Regions from separate parts of the Homo sapiens genome. Here regions 2, 3, 4 and 5 are each linked to region 1. A link is a contact called in ENCODE Hi-C or POLR2A ChIA-PET data. All regions are on one chromosome and are shown on one strand. The core of a region is the stretch at or near the end of the contact, and the rest is flanking DNA. Distances in the headings are between cores, read along the strand shown.

The links. Hi-C counts contacts between places; a loop is a spot of excess contacts on that map. ChIA-PET counts read pairs that join two places held with the same protein, here RNA polymerase II (POLR2A). Pooled maps may share reads with other maps.
Region 2: a loop to region 1 is called in a map of uterus, with 5 times the contacts of the local background. The contact joins the promoter of LINC01359 here to the promoter of CACHD1 in region 1. A Hi-C loop is called at or near these places in 1 of 168 maps with a recorded cell type or tissue (uterus) and 5 of 50 pooled maps. POLR2A ChIA-PET finds 5 or more read pairs at or near these places in 1 of 52 experiments (HEK293).
Region 3: a pooled map shows a loop between it and region 1 (5-fold over the local background). The contact joins the promoter of ROR1 here to the promoter of CACHD1 in region 1. A Hi-C loop is called at or near these places in 2 of 50 pooled maps. POLR2A ChIA-PET finds 5 or more read pairs at or near these places in 2 of 52 experiments (PC-9 and WTC11).
Region 4: a map of CD8-positive, alpha-beta T cell shows a loop between it and region 1 (2.8-fold over the local background). The contact joins the enhancer-like site here to the promoter of CACHD1 in region 1. A Hi-C loop is called at or near these places in 2 of 168 maps with a recorded cell type or tissue (CD8-positive, alpha-beta T cell and naive thymus-derived CD4-positive, alpha-beta T cell) and 12 of 50 pooled maps. POLR2A ChIA-PET finds 5 or more read pairs at or near these places in 1 of 52 experiments (activated CD4-positive, alpha-beta T cell).
Region 5: a pooled map shows a loop between it and region 1 (5-fold over the local background). The contact joins the promoter of AK4 here to the promoter of CACHD1 in region 1. A Hi-C loop is called at or near these places in 5 of 50 pooled maps.

The regions. Positions count from the first base shown.
Region 1 is chr1:64,468,693-64,471,392 of GRCh38, forward strand. It overlaps CACHD1 (cache domain containing 1), which reads left to right and starts at 1,437. Exons shown (of 27, transcript NM_020925.4): 1 at 1,437-2,250. The coding sequence starts at 2,053. It overlaps LOC107984966 (a long non-coding RNA gene), which reads right to left and starts at 1,333. Exons shown (of 2, transcript XR_001738100.2): 1 at 494-1,333. RefSeq lists a silencer at 1,647-1,766.
Region 2 is chr1:65,001,080-65,003,779 of GRCh38, forward strand. It overlaps LINC01359 (long intergenic non-protein coding RNA 1359), which reads right to left and starts at 1,397. Exons shown (of 7, transcript NR_119383.1): 1 at 1,250-1,397. It also overlaps a transcript of JAK1 not described here. RefSeq lists an enhancer at 1,413-1,492 and a silencer at 1,623-1,762.
Region 3 is chr1:63,772,642-63,775,341 of GRCh38, forward strand. It overlaps ROR1 (receptor tyrosine kinase like orphan receptor 1), which reads left to right and starts at 1,376. Exons shown (of 9, transcript NM_005012.4): 1 at 1,376-1,867. The coding sequence starts at 1,777. RefSeq lists silencers at 1,443-1,492, 2,277-2,571 and an enhancer at 2,437-2,700.
Region 4 is chr1:65,063,295-65,065,994 of GRCh38, forward strand. It overlaps a transcript of JAK1 not described here. Among named protein-coding and RNA genes, the nearest start is that of MIR101-1, 6.1 kb to the left of the region's middle. Within about 2 kb of position 1,424, at least 3 of the 41 ENCODE cell types and tissues checked have a DNase peak (open chromatin) inside an H3K27ac peak, as active enhancers do; they include CD8-positive, alpha-beta T cell, where a contact is called at or near this core.
Region 5 is chr1:65,146,771-65,149,470 of GRCh38, forward strand. It overlaps AK4 (adenylate kinase 4), which reads left to right and starts at 1,433. Exons shown (of 5, transcript NM_013410.4): 1 at 1,433-1,782. The coding sequence starts at 1,638. RefSeq lists silencers at 600-839, 850-1,349, 1,730-2,029, 2,090-2,369 and enhancers at 1,963-2,681, 2,682-2,700.

The DNA.
Region 1 (2,700 bases), core at 187-2,686:
TCCAGGAATAGAAGACATACAGGTAGGTTTTTACCTCATTATTAACTCAAGAATCATTTTTCCAGTACTACTATGTGCTTGTGTGGATGATGTGGAGGTGAAGGGATTGGTCCCCACACTCAACATGCTTGCCTTAGTATGTAAAACAAACATCACAGGCTAGGCGCAGTGGCTCATGCCTGTAATCTCAGCACTTTGGGAGGCCGAGGCAGGTGGATCACCTGAGGTCAGGAGTTTGAAACCAGCCTGGCCAACATGGCGAAACCCTGTCTCTACTAAAAATACAAAAATTAGCAGGGGAGTTGAGAATGGAGAAGTGATCTCAATGAGGTAAAAATGGGCCAGGGAGAGCTTACAAGAGAAGATGACTTTTTAATACAATATAGTCAAAGATGTAAAACAGAAGGTTTTGCTGTAAAATGAAAAGAGTCCTAAATCCAGGTTCTAATCCTGCTACCACCTCTGCTAGGTAACCCTGGACTAGTCCTTTAACCTTCCAGTGTTGGCTCTGTTCTCCAGGAACCTGCAAGCAGCAACCACACAGGGCTTGGAAGGGAGAGTGGCTGTTCTCCACACACAGCAGGTTGACTTGTTCCAGGTGCTTCCAACAGGTGATTTCTCAGCGAGCCTGAGCCAGTAGTCAGGGACAAACAGGAAGGTTAACCTTGCCTCTCCATGCTTGGGAGAACAGGTGTGTGCGCGGTGGACTCCGGTTCAGTCGTTCTTTTTCTTTTTTCTTGCTTTTGATGGGATCAGATGGTTCATTTCCAAAGAGAGACAGAGAGAACTGTATCGTATTTAGGAGCAATAGCCTTGGAGTAAGACTTGTGCTTAAACTCTGGATTTGTTTCTTATCCCCTGGGTGACCTCTGGCAATTTATTCCACCTCTCTAAGCCTCAGTCTTTGTTACCTAAAAAATTGGGATAAAGATACGTACCTCCTATGGCATGTCGCGGAGATTAAAGGATAATGTGCACACCCCCGAGCCCAGTGCCGGGCACACGGTGGCTGGTTGCAACAGAAATCTGTGGGTGGAACGCTAGCTAGCCATTGTGATGAATAACATCAAGGAGAGGGAGTGGACCTACACATGGCAGTCCCCTTCTTCCCCAACCGCTGCCAGGCAGACAGCCAGCGTCCTAGAACTTAAAGGACTTTTCGATGGCTGGAACCTGGGCCGGGTGGGCTCCCTGGCGCGGACGGAGGCGGGGAGCGCTGGCGGGGGTCTCCGTCTCCAGCCACGGGAAGGTCCGTGGGCTCCCCTGCCCGGGCTGGGCCGGTCCCCGAGCAGAGAGAGAGGCTGGTCCCCCGGCCCCCGGCGTCCCGGGGGGCAGGTTCTGAGGCGGGAGCCAGGGAGAGAGAGGAGGGGCAACCGGGGGAATTTCCCCGCCTCTCTTGCTGGTTCCATAAATCACCGCAGCCGCCGCGGCGGCCCAGCCGGGAAGTGCACAGAGCCGGAGCGCAGCGTGGTGGCACCAGACGCCTCCCTTTCCCCACCGCTTGCTTTCTTTCTTTCAGTTGTGTGGGTTTGTGAAGCCTCCCCTTTCCCTCCTCGCTCGGGTGGCTGCCCCAGTCTCGCAGCCCGGCCGCCGCTCCTCTTCCCCGGGGGCCGCCGTCAGTCCTCGCCGCCGCCTGCTCGCTGCGCTGGGACTCGCAGGAAGCGAGAGCCGCGCGGCTCGGCTCGGGCTCCGACTCCGACTCCGATTCCGACTGTCAGCCCCGGGGCCCGCGCACCCCGGCCTGCGGGCGCCCCTGCTCTCGGAGACGCCCTCTGCGCCGCGGGGCCCGTGTGGGCGCCGGGCTCCGGGGACCGCTCGGGCGGCCGCCTCCTACCCCCACCGCCGCGGAGCCCCGCGATGGTGGCCGCCCGCGCTCCCGCGCTGTAGCCGGGCGCCCCCTAAGTTTGGGAGCCTTCGCCACCGCGGCGCGGAGCAGAGCCTGCAACAGAGGAAGAAACTTTTGCGGGGTGCGCCGCGCTTTTGCGGGGGGCACCTCCCGCGGCCCGCTTCCCCGCGCCCGGAGCCCGTCGGCGGGGAGTGGGGGGAGGCAGCATGGCCCGCCAGCCGGAGGAAGAGGAGACGGCCGTGGCCCGGGCGCGGCGGCCGCCCCTCTGGCTGCTCTGCCTGGTCGCGTGCTGGCTCCTGGGCGCCGGGGCCGAAGCCGACTTCTCCATCCTGGACGAGGCGCAAGTGCTGGCGAGCCAGATGCGGAGGCTGGCGGCCGAGGAGCTGGGGGTCGTCACCATGCAGGTAAGTGGCCCCCGAGCTGGCCAGACATCCCGCCTTTCTCCTTTGCTCAAACTCCCATCCCACTCCCGGTACAAGTCCCCTGGACTGTGTGCATCGGCTCCTTGCATACATAGAGCCCGGCTTCCCGTCGGACCCCTCTGTCCTCTGCACAGACCCCCTGACAATACACCAACTCTTCTTCCATGCATTCGTCTACCCCTGCCCTTCTCTGGAGAATCCCCTGCCCTCTGCACGGAACCCACTTGACCCTGCACAGCCCCCCTCTTCTGAGTACCAGCGCCTTCATCTCGTCAAGGATTCTCCAGTTTCCTCGCACGTCTTCTCTAATTTGCACACATTTCCCATGTAGGCTTGTTTTCACCCTGCCACGCCTGCAAACTCCCCCTTTGTGTCCCCATCCCAGAGCAGCCAGCCCCGTCTGGCTCGGACGATTTTCCGAAGTCCCCACCC
Region 2 (2,700 bases), core at 147-2,646, 530 kb after region 1:
GGGCGTTGGAAGGGGAAAAACAGCTGCTCTAGTTGGGCAGTGATTATTAAACCCCTCCCAAAAATGGAGTGGACAATTTCCAAGATCTCATCATGTTAGAAAACTTTCATTCGCCGATTTCACTTTTCAAGTGAATCCTAAAGCCTGTTTCCTTAATCTTCATAATTTTGGACATTCCACAGCCCGACCCACGCGTTTATCTTTCACTGGGCTGCAGTGATTCCCCTTGTTACCAAAAGGGGCCCAGCCTCCGCCAGCAGAGGCCTCCTGCGGAGCTGGGGGCGGGACCTCTGGGCTGGGTCCCCCTCTCCCTGTGCGCTGGCTGGCGGCGAGTGCAGTGACTGATTTCCTCTGCTCGCCTTCCCGGAGGTCCCCACCCACGCCACTGCCAACGCTCGGAGGAAGTCACGTTCAGGCCCCAGAGCTGGTCTGAATCTTCCAGGAGGAAAAGAGGGGGTGCATGTGTGCGTGTGTGTGTGGTAGTGTGTGTGTTGTATGTCTAAGAGGTAGCAAGTGTGTTTGTGTGCGTGATATGTGTGTTTGAGAGGCAGCAAATGTGTGTGTTGTATGTGTGTTTGAGAGGTAGAAAGTGTGTGTGTGGGGGGGGGGGTATGTGTGCCTGAAAGGCAGCAAGTGTGTGTGCGTGTGGTATGTGTGTTTGAGGGGCAGCAAGTGTTTGAGTGTGAGTGTGTGGTATGTGTGTTTGAGGGGTAGCAGGAACCCTAGCTTGGTGTCTGTCAGTAACTAGATGGTGATGCAGGTAAGTGATTTTCCCGTTGAGTGGATTAAATTCCTAGTCTGTCAGAGAGGGTGTTGACCTAGAATGACTGCGCAGGTCTCCTGTCCAGTGTTAAGGAGCGTGAGTGCCCTGATGTCCCCAGGAGTGCTGCAAAAAGAGCAAAATGGCATATATCAGGCGTCCCCGAGATGCTGGCATCTATGTTAAAACTATCTTATTTCATCTTCCAACTACTCCTTACAATAGGTGCCCTGATCCCAATACAAGATTGAAAACTGAGGCTCAGAGTCTGCGGTATGCTGTCCAATATGTATGTATACACAAACACACACACGTATATACGTATGTTTGTGTGTATATACGTATGTGTATATATGCACATATATGGGTGTGTATGTATATATTTTACAGCCCATTTGGGCAAATGAGTGAGCCCCAGCCAGAAGCAAGCGCCCCCGCTGCCCCTGGGCAGTGGGCTCGGTACCGCCACGCACCCGTCCTATGTGTTACCTGGTCGCTGCTCACTGGAGTGAAAGCCATTTAGTGGCTGATCCAAGGGAAGTATGAGCTAGTGGCATGTCGAGACAAACCTGGATTTGATTCGCAGCTCTGCCTTCTGTTTGACTACAAGCAAGTAACAAGCTTTTGGAGCCTGTTTCCTCACTTCTAAGTGACGCTAATTATAGTATGTACATCACAAGGATAGTGACATAAGTGATGACTGTGACCAAACTTGGATCACCAAGCCTGCACCCAGGGAGCGCTCAGTAACGCAGCGCTGAGGAGTAGGCCACCCCGGAGGGCTCCAGGTTTCAGCGCAGGCTTCCGCGGAGCCAGCTGGATGCGTCACCATCCGAAAGTGCGAGCCTGGCCGGCGGCGGCGGAGGCGGGGGCACCGCGCAGTTGGAAGCCCGGGCGCTCTTACCGAAAGCGCGAGCCCGGACTTCCCCGCCACGATCGATGTGGCCAGTCTGCGCCTGCCGCAGTTCCCGCTCGCACCCCGGCCCCTCGCAGAGTCCCAGGAAAGCGCTGTGGCGGGCGGGCAGTCTCTGCCCCCGGGAGGGGACGCACGCACGCGCTGCTCCTTCCAGGTCCCGGCGGGGAAGCGATGCTTTCTTGGCCCGGGCTTGGGGCCAGCGGGAACCGGGCTGTCCGGCCGCGCCGTCGCGCCTCGCACGGCGTGAGACAACCTAGCTTTTTTTTTTTTTTTTTTTTTAAGAAAAGCATTGGCACCGCAGCAGCCTCCCCCGCTTCTTCCCTACTAGGACGCCCGCCTGACTCGCCCCATTGCACAATTCTTACCGTGGAACAGCCGCGTGACTCGGCGGGAGCCCAAAAGTTTCCCAGGTTTCCTCAGCCTAGAAAAGCGTGGGTGGGTGTCCCGGCCTGGCTCCAGGCGCCCTTTAAGTTGTATTTCTTCGGGTAACTGGGTTGCCCTTTAAAATGTGGAGATTGTCCTTTAGAAAGAAAGAAAATCTCACGAGCTCGCTGGCCCGCCAGGTCTAGGTTGGCGCCGGGTGACTGCAATGAAACGCGTTTCTTTTCCCATGTACATTTTCAGACGGTAAAAGTGTTTCGATTTGTTTGGGGGAGAAGTCAGGCGCTGGTTTTAAAGGAGGAAGGGGAATGATGCTTAAAAGCAGAGACACGATTTGGAGCTCTCCAAGAATCATAGTGTTTATTAACAATGATTGTGCTTAGTAGACACTGAGAAAATATCGAACGAATGAGTATTTGGAGGAGGGATTTAAATGGGTGTCTATAGGCCAACGCTTTCATTCTGCTGATGAGAAAACCTAGAGGTTAAGTGATTTGCCCAAAGTCACCTAGCTAATTAATGTGGAAGGCAGGAATGGAATCTGTCTCGTTTTGACTCCAAATTCTTGTTATGAGATGGGTGCGTTTTCCCCTCTTTATGAAAAAAAAAAATGCCTTCTGTAGTAATCTCTGTAAAGCCTTAC
Region 3 (2,700 bases), core at 126-2,625, 700 kb before region 1:
TCCAGGTACTGTTAGAGGCCAGCAAGATACCTAGATGATTGAGACAGAGTCCTCGCCCTCCATGAAGTGACTGTTCATTTTAAAACCCTAAAGCTGGGTTCTTAGAGGCTACTGCAACAGCAACAACTCCCGAGTGAGTGCTTATCATGTGCCAGGCTCTGGTTACAGGCTTTAACTCTCTCAGTGGAAACAGCCTGAGTGCTGGCTTGGCTACCCCATGTCTGTGAGACTGTGGGCAAGTCATTTACTTTCCCTTTGAGTTTCAATTTCTAAAACTGTAATATGGGGATAATATATGTAAAACAGCTAAGAAGTATATACTTTTAATGACTCTTTTTAGTGTCAATGGAGGATTTGTGAGCAAATGCATATAAAACACAAGGCAAACAGGAGGTATTTAGTAAGTGGCCACGTGATTATTGAGAGACTATGGGCTTCTTCCTGTTCCTCCAGAGCAAGACTGACAGGTGTCCTATTACCCTTGCATCTTCAGAGCCTAGAGCACAGCCCTGAAAACAGCAGGCGCTCACCACTTTTTATGATCAAAGGCAGTCTCTACAGGGAAAGTCAAATCATTATGGGTATTTATGAATTACAAAATCCATAAAGTTAAACCAGGAGAAATGGACAAAAACACACTCATTGTAGAGGTCTTTAATGATCCCTTGGCTCATGGCAGAGCAGCTAGACAAAAAACAAACAAACAAACAAACATGCAAAGATTCAGAAGGCCTGAAAAAATAATGAATACAAAGAAGATAAATCGATACAGTATTCTATCTTCACATTCGGAAGACAAAAACACCTTTCAAAAAACCATGGGACATTGGCAAAAATAACCACAGATAATCCTCAATAAATCTTGCCAGGAGGCAGTACAGATGACATTGAATTCAGTGAGACTACAAATTAAAGACAAAAAGGCGAAGTATAAATTACTTGTGTAAGAACTCTCTCAACTCTTGGGTCCAAGAAGAAAGCAAAAGGGAAATTGTATGATAGCAATAAATGTGCCATTACCCAGAGTCACACAGCTAACAGTGACACAGCTGAGGCTGCTAGAACCTGGGTCTACTGTCGTCCAGCCACGAACTGGCTTGAGATCCCGGATAAGTCTCTCTGAGCCTCGGTTTCCCCTTCTGTCAAGTAGCCTCGAAGGTCCCCGGCGCTCGGTTCGGTGGCGAGTTTGAGGAGTGTGGGGGAGGGGAGGGGAGGGAGCGTGCCCGAGACGCGGGAGCCGCGACCGCTTTCTGCGAAGTCGGGGAGGGTGCGGGCGTTGAGAGGCTGCAGCAGAGGGCGCTGGGTCGCCAGCCTGGGCCGCGTCTCCCATTGGTCGGGGCTGGGGCGCTGGGCTGGAGAGTTGGTGGAAAGTGACAAGTTGAGCGAGAGAGGGAGCGTGGAGAGCTGGAGCAGCCGCCACCGCCGCCGCCGAGGGAGCCCCGGGACGGCAGCCCCTGGGCGCAGGGTGCGCTGTTCTCGGAGTCCGACCCAGGGCGACTCACGCCCACTGGTGCGACCCGGACAGCCTGGGACTGACCCGCCGGCCCAGGCGAGGCTGCAGCCAGAGGGCTGGGAAGGGATCGCGCTCGCGGCATCCAGAGGCGGCCAGGCGGAGGCGAGGGAGCAGGTTAGAGGGACAAAGAGCTTTGCAGACGTCCCCGGCGTCCTGCGAGCGCCAGCGGCCGGGACGAGGCGGCCGGGAGCCCGGGAAGAGCCCGTGGATGTTCTGCGCGCGGCCTGGGAGCCGCCGCCGCCGCCGCCTCAGCGAGAGGAGGAATGCACCGGCCGCGCCGCCGCGGGACGCGCCCGCCGCTCCTGGCGCTGCTGGCCGCGCTGCTGCTGGCCGCACGCGGGGCTGCTGCCCAAGGTAAGAGGCGCCCGCCGGCCCCCGCCCGCCCAGACCCCCTGACCCGTGGCCACCCTTCCGCCGTCCAGCCGGGCGCGGGACACGCAGGAAGCGCCGCGCTGGCTCCGGGGCGCGTCCGGCCACCCGCCACGGGGCTCGCCGGCGCCGCCAGGCCAGGGTTTGCCCCGGAGCCCCGCCAGGCCAGGGTTTGCCCCGGAGCCCCGCGGCGGGCCGGGGCGCGCCCAGGGACTCGTTCCTCGGTGCGCAGCAGCGATTGTCAGCGCTGACAGGAAGCGTGGAGGGGTTTGAGGGTCCTGGGGGTGATCGGGGCACTTCTGTGCAGGGCGTCCCCCCTTGTCTCCCTGGACCTCTAGCGCGCCCCAGCCGGTGTTCAGGCAAGTCTATCCTGCCCCCAAGTTGCGAGCCGGCCCGGAAGGCGCGGTCCAGGAGGGAGTTTGGATTTTCAGTGGTGCTCGCCAGAGCCCAGGCGGCTCGCGGATCGACGCAAACAAAAGCCCTGTCCTCCTGGGGCTCCGGCGGCCTCGCATCGCCACCGCCCCCGGCCCTCCGGCCCTCCCGAGAGTCATCATAGAGGCCAAAACTTGTGCGCCGCTGCAGCCGCTGCCACTTTGTGCAAAATGTGCTGTCAGAGGCGGCCTGCGGCTCCAAAGTGCTTTGGGTGTGCACGCGCGCGCGCGCGCGTGTGTGTGTGCGTGTTACAAACAAGAGGGGGAAAAGCCATCTAATGCATATTTGATTTTGGTAATCTCTAAAGACAATCGCAACAGTTAGAGAAAGACTTCACCGCAAGCCGGAGCGTCTTAGTTCGCTGCGGGAAGCTGGGGTCCTTGCTG
Region 4 (2,700 bases), core at 174-2,673, 590 kb after region 1:
TTACAAAAGCAGCAATAGCCGGGTATGTGGGTATCCCAATTTTCCCATGACACCCCTGCTAGCCGTTCTAGAACCCTGGACTTTTACACTAATCTCCCTAATATAACAGTAATAATGTAATACTTGGGGTCCCCAATCATCACATGGAACACAGCAGTGGAAAATAGAAACACAAACATGAAATAACAATATTTCATACAGTCACCACTTTTGAAATTAATCCATGGGGCTAGGCACAGTGGCTCATGCCTGTAATCCCAGCAGTTTGGGAGGCCAAGGCGGATGGATCACCCGAGCTTAGGAGTTCAAGACCAGCCTGGCCAACGTGGGGAAACCCCATCTCTACTAAAAATACAAAAAATCTGCCGGGCGTGGTGGCACACACCTGTAGTCCCAGCTACTCTGGAGGCTGAGACAAGAGGATCGCTTGAACCTGGGAGGTGGAGGTTGCAGTGAGCCAAGATCGCGTCACTGCACTCCAGCCTGGAAGACAGAGAGAGACTCTATCTCAAAAAAAAAAAAAAAAAAAGAAAGAAAAAAAGAAAAGAAATTAATTCATAGATGAAAAGGAGTAATGCAGGCCTGAGCTGTCCAATGAAGTATATAATGCAAGCTACACATGTAATTTTTAATTCTCTAGTAGCCACACTAATAAACAGGTGGAATTAATAGCATATTCATTTAACCCAATATATCTAAAATATTATCATCTGAACATGGAATCAACATAAAATTAATGGGCTATTCTACTTTTTTTGCATTCTTTGAAATCTGAAGATTACTTTGCACTTACATATCCCAATTCTAAATTTTCATCAAAATACTTAATTTGCGTTTGGATTTCAAAACACTTAGTTTCAAAAGTAGATGCGTAAGCTCAAGTATGTTTCCAAATATAAATAAGCTTTCCAATAACTAAATCAAGTTATCAAAGTCTAAAATTAAATAAAATTTAAAATTGAGCTCTTCCTCACCCTAGCCATATTTCAGGTGGTTAATAGCCACGTGGCTAGTGGCTACCATATTAGGGCAGGTATCCTGTCTCTGTCACCTGGATTCTTTTAAACCCGAACCAGAGTAAAAGATGTTACCCCATCAACCAGAAAGTCATCTTACAGCACCCACCAAGTGCTCAAATTATACCAAGTATTTTCTGCTCCACTTCCAATCTTTAAGTTGTCAACACTTCAGTGATTATCGTTTATTAGGTAGCCCTTCCAAAAGACTGAGTATTTTAGCTCAGAGAGGAAAGCATATCTCAATTCAGGGACTGAATGGAGACACTGAGTGAGATTCAAAGACAAGAAGTTAATTTCCAAGGTAGAGGTGGAAAATCCTGACATCCTTACTTCTTTGTCCAGGGTATCAGTCACCTACAAAAGTTACAATTATTGTTTATCACAATTATTGTTTATGAGCCTCTCAACTTACATACTCACAGCAGCTGTCACTGCATCCTCAGGTTCTCTGTCTTCAAGTGCCCTCCTAGCTTCCTGAAACAACCTTCTCTATCTAGAGCAGATTCTGCAGAGAGGCCCCTCTTTAATTCATATTCTGAAACGTGCTTGTTATTGTTGACGTACAAAAACTTATGAATAATTCAATAAATGAATCTTGAACCATCCTATTTATCATTCAGTGGTCTAGGTACCCAACTCTAGAGGAAAGCTTTTCTGAAATACACGGTAAGTATCCCCCAACCCTCCCTCAAAGGAACCAATTATGAACACTATACAGTCTTCTCTCCCTTCTCACTCCCCATGTCAAAGTTCATTGTGTTCCTCCTGCAGCTGATTTAAAAGTTGATCTTTTCAAGGAGCTGGATTCCTAAGGTAGTTCTATTTTGAGCCTTCTTCCTGTTCTGAAGCTAAAGTTGGAAGGGCTTAGGTGGTGATGTCATGGAAGGGAGACTGTTGGTTTTTATAGGAGGGTCTTCTCTGGCAACTCTGGGGATGCTCAAATGGGGAAAACTCAGAGTGTTACTTTTGATCTTTTCCCCCCTCCTTCCCTTTATAGAATATCAGCTATTCCTTAGCCAGCAAGAAAACAAGTTCAAATAAGCCTGCAAACAGATTTACATATTTTACATGCTAAACATCTAATAAATGAAAAGACTGAGAAAAAGAAAAATGCCTCACTGTAAGGAACAGAGGGTGACAACCTCTTTCTCCACCCCTCTCCCCAAATATCTATCACAGAACAAGGGGCAAAGAGGAGGGGAGGGTCGACTGGTAAGCAGAATAAAGGGATTATAAAGCTAGGAGGCTTTTAGAGGGAAACGCTGTTGGAATATTCAGGACAGGAGACCCTTGGGTCCCTGCTCTTCCTCTGTGTTTTCCTCCCTTTTGGAATGGTTAGACTTGGGCTGGGTGTGTCTTCTGCTTGGGAGGCGTTTTTTTTGGCGCTGGAAAAGCAAAAGGGGCCAGGGTGGGGCCTGGGGAAAGAAAGCCAGAGACAGGCTGCTTAGGCCTGGCTCTGGGTTAAGCTTAAGGGGAAAATAAAGGGGGCTACGGAGGGACAGCAGATTCCATTAGAAGACCCAGAGGGGAATAAAAAACAGCGCACTGGCCAAAGGGGGTCACTTCTCTCTCTCCCTCAACCTAGGCCCAGGAGCTATTTGCTGGTTGGTGGGGGACAGGTCCAGAGGGAAGAGAAAATCCCAAAACATCTGCAGATCACAACTTGCCGGGGGAAAGGGGG
Region 5 (2,700 bases), core at 183-2,682, 680 kb after region 1:
ATTTTCACTTTATCAGTATTCCTGGCAGCTGCACGGAAAATGGAATGGCACAGAAACTGGAGTCTTATGGGCACTTATCCCACTAGTTGGGGTGGGAAATTAAAGGCTGTGTGTAAGGTGGGCACAGATCTAACAGAATGTGGATTGGGATATGCAGGGGAGGGTGGAGTGGGGGAAGACAGACTCCATTTGGACTTGGTGAGTTATAGGTGCAGCACCAGCATAATGCGCATGGAAGTCCTGGAATCATTTACCAAGAAGGTCCTGAACACAGGTGAGGGACATCCCCTTCTTCCCTGTTCCCTAAGGCGCCTAGACTTTGGAGTCAGTCAGTCTTGGGTTCCAGCCTCCCGCTAGGACGCAATTTCTTGAGAGCAGGATTCGATCTGTTGTTCACGGCTAGATCCTAAGCGCCTAGAATAGTTTCTGGCACACAGTAGGCACTCAATAAACATTTGCAGAATGAATCAATGAATGAATGGTCACGCTCCATTCCTCGGCTGTAAACACAATGAAATCACCTAGCCGCAAACTTGGCGCACAGTAGGCGCTCAACAAGTTGTATTTTTCCCTTCCCTTGCAGTAGACCGCGGTCCCCAGGCGACCGCGAAAGAAAAAAAGGGGTTTCTCTACCTCGCGTGGTCTGCACCTCGCTTCGCCCCCGCAGCCCTCGCTGGGTCGCAGGGAGCACGTGGGCCAGGCAGGCTGGGTGGGAGTGGAGTGGAGTGGAGGGGAGGGGGCGGCGGCCAGCGGCTCGCGCGGAGCCGGTCTCCCGGGCTTACGTAAGGCGCGAGTCCCGCGCGGCCGGCCGGGGCTCCGCGACTGGGCGGGCGGAGGCGGCGCCGCCCTGCAGGATCCGGGCTGGAAGCCTCTCGGAGTGCTGCCTCCAGCCAAGGTGTGTGTTTATTTGATTGCTTTTGGTGGCGAGGCGCGGGGCTCGGGCTCGTCGCGCGCCCCATGGCCGGGGAGCGCATCCGCCAACCCCGGGCGGAGGTGGGCCCCTCCGAGCGCGCGCGGGCGGCGGGCAGCGGCGGCAGCTGAGACTCCGGGGGATGTGACAGCCGCCGGGGAGGGGACGAGACGCAGACCACACGTTGCCCACGTGCGAGGACCGGGCAGGGGCTCAGCCCCTAGGCCGCCCGGTGCGTGGGGCGGCGGGGGCTGGCTTTGAGTCACCCCCGCTTGTGCCAGCTTCCCCGGCTCGGCGGAGACTGGCTTGGGGATGCCTGGCCGCCCGGCCCCCTTCTCGGACGCGGCGTGGGGAGCGAGCTGGAGTTAAGGATGAAGGTGGGACTGGCCGGGCCGACCTCTGACCCCTGGAGGCCGAGTCGGCAGGGCGGGGCACGGCGCGCTTCAGCAGCTTTGCGTGGGGGCGAGGAGGTGGAGGAGGGCGAGGAGGTGGAGAAGGGCGGGGAGGTGTAGCGTGGCGCTCAGTCCGCCTGCTACTCGGTCCCGGCGCTGGGCTGAGGGGAGGGGTTGTCTTAAAAGTCTCTCCTTCCCCCTGTAGGGGCGGCCGGCGAGTCCCAGTGAGAGCGGAGGGTGCCAGAGGTAGGGGGCCGAGAAACAAAGTTCCCGGGGCTTCCTCCGGGGCCGCGGTCGGGGCTGCGCGTTTGACCGCCCCCCTCCTCGCGAAGGCAATGGCTTCCAAACTCCTGCGCGCGGTCATCCTCGGGCCGCCCGGCTCGGGCAAGGGCACCGTGTGCCAGAGGATCGCCCAGAACTTTGGTCTCCAGCATCTCTCCAGCGGCCACTTCTTGCGGGAGAACATCAAGGCCAGCACCGGTGAGGGGCTGCGGGGACGAGGGCCGGGGGCGAGCCGCGTTGGGCTGGGGTGAGGCCCTGGAGGGACTGGGGCTCCCGGATCACGGCGCCCTTCCCCCGCCCGCGTGTGGTCGTGCAGGCTCGTACGTGCCGGGGCGCATGCAGCTGGCGGCCGCGCGGCTTAACCGCGCCTGGGGAGGAGGCCGAGGCTCCAGGGGCGGCCGGTGGGAGGTGCCCACGGCTCCTCTCCACCGCTCCTCCTGTCGCGAGGAATAGCCCGAGCCACCCGGCCGAGGGAACGAGAACTAGGCAGGGAAAACCCGGAGCTTCCGTCTCACGCTGCCCTCCTTAAGGCAGAGCCGTCCCCGTACCCCTTAGCCCTGGCCCCCTCCCCCGAGTCCCTAGAGAGCCGCGCGCCCCCTCCCGCGGGAGCCCAGAGGCGGAGCGCCGCCCACCTGTGGCAGTCGGGCGGGGCCGCGCGCCGGGGAACCTGTGGCGCCGGGGGGCTCGCAGCCTCGCGCCTCTCCAGCCCCTCCACGCAGCCTCGGGCCTCGGGGCAGAGCCCTGGGTGGCTTTGAAAGGCCTGTCTGTTCGTTGTCGCCTTCTAAGGTAAACTCTCCCCAGCAACTCCCCCCCCTCCCGAAGCCGCCGGGCCTGGCCGTCAGGAGACTCGGAGGAGACTCGTTCTGATAAATTACATTTTGTAATGCAGCTTTCCTGGAAATGGCTTCTTGAGCTGCCTCCCTTGGCATGAGATGCCTCCTTTGGCTGGCGTGGTGAACTTGGGGATATATAGATCGCCTGATTTCTTAGTCTGACGGGGTTGAGTGCGTCCCTTTCCCCCTCTCCTCCCACTCCACGTTCACACCAGTTCCGAAAGAATTGGCGTTAAAAGGCGAGAGGTAGCGGTTGTGCTGCTGCGAGGCTCTTAACCCTTCT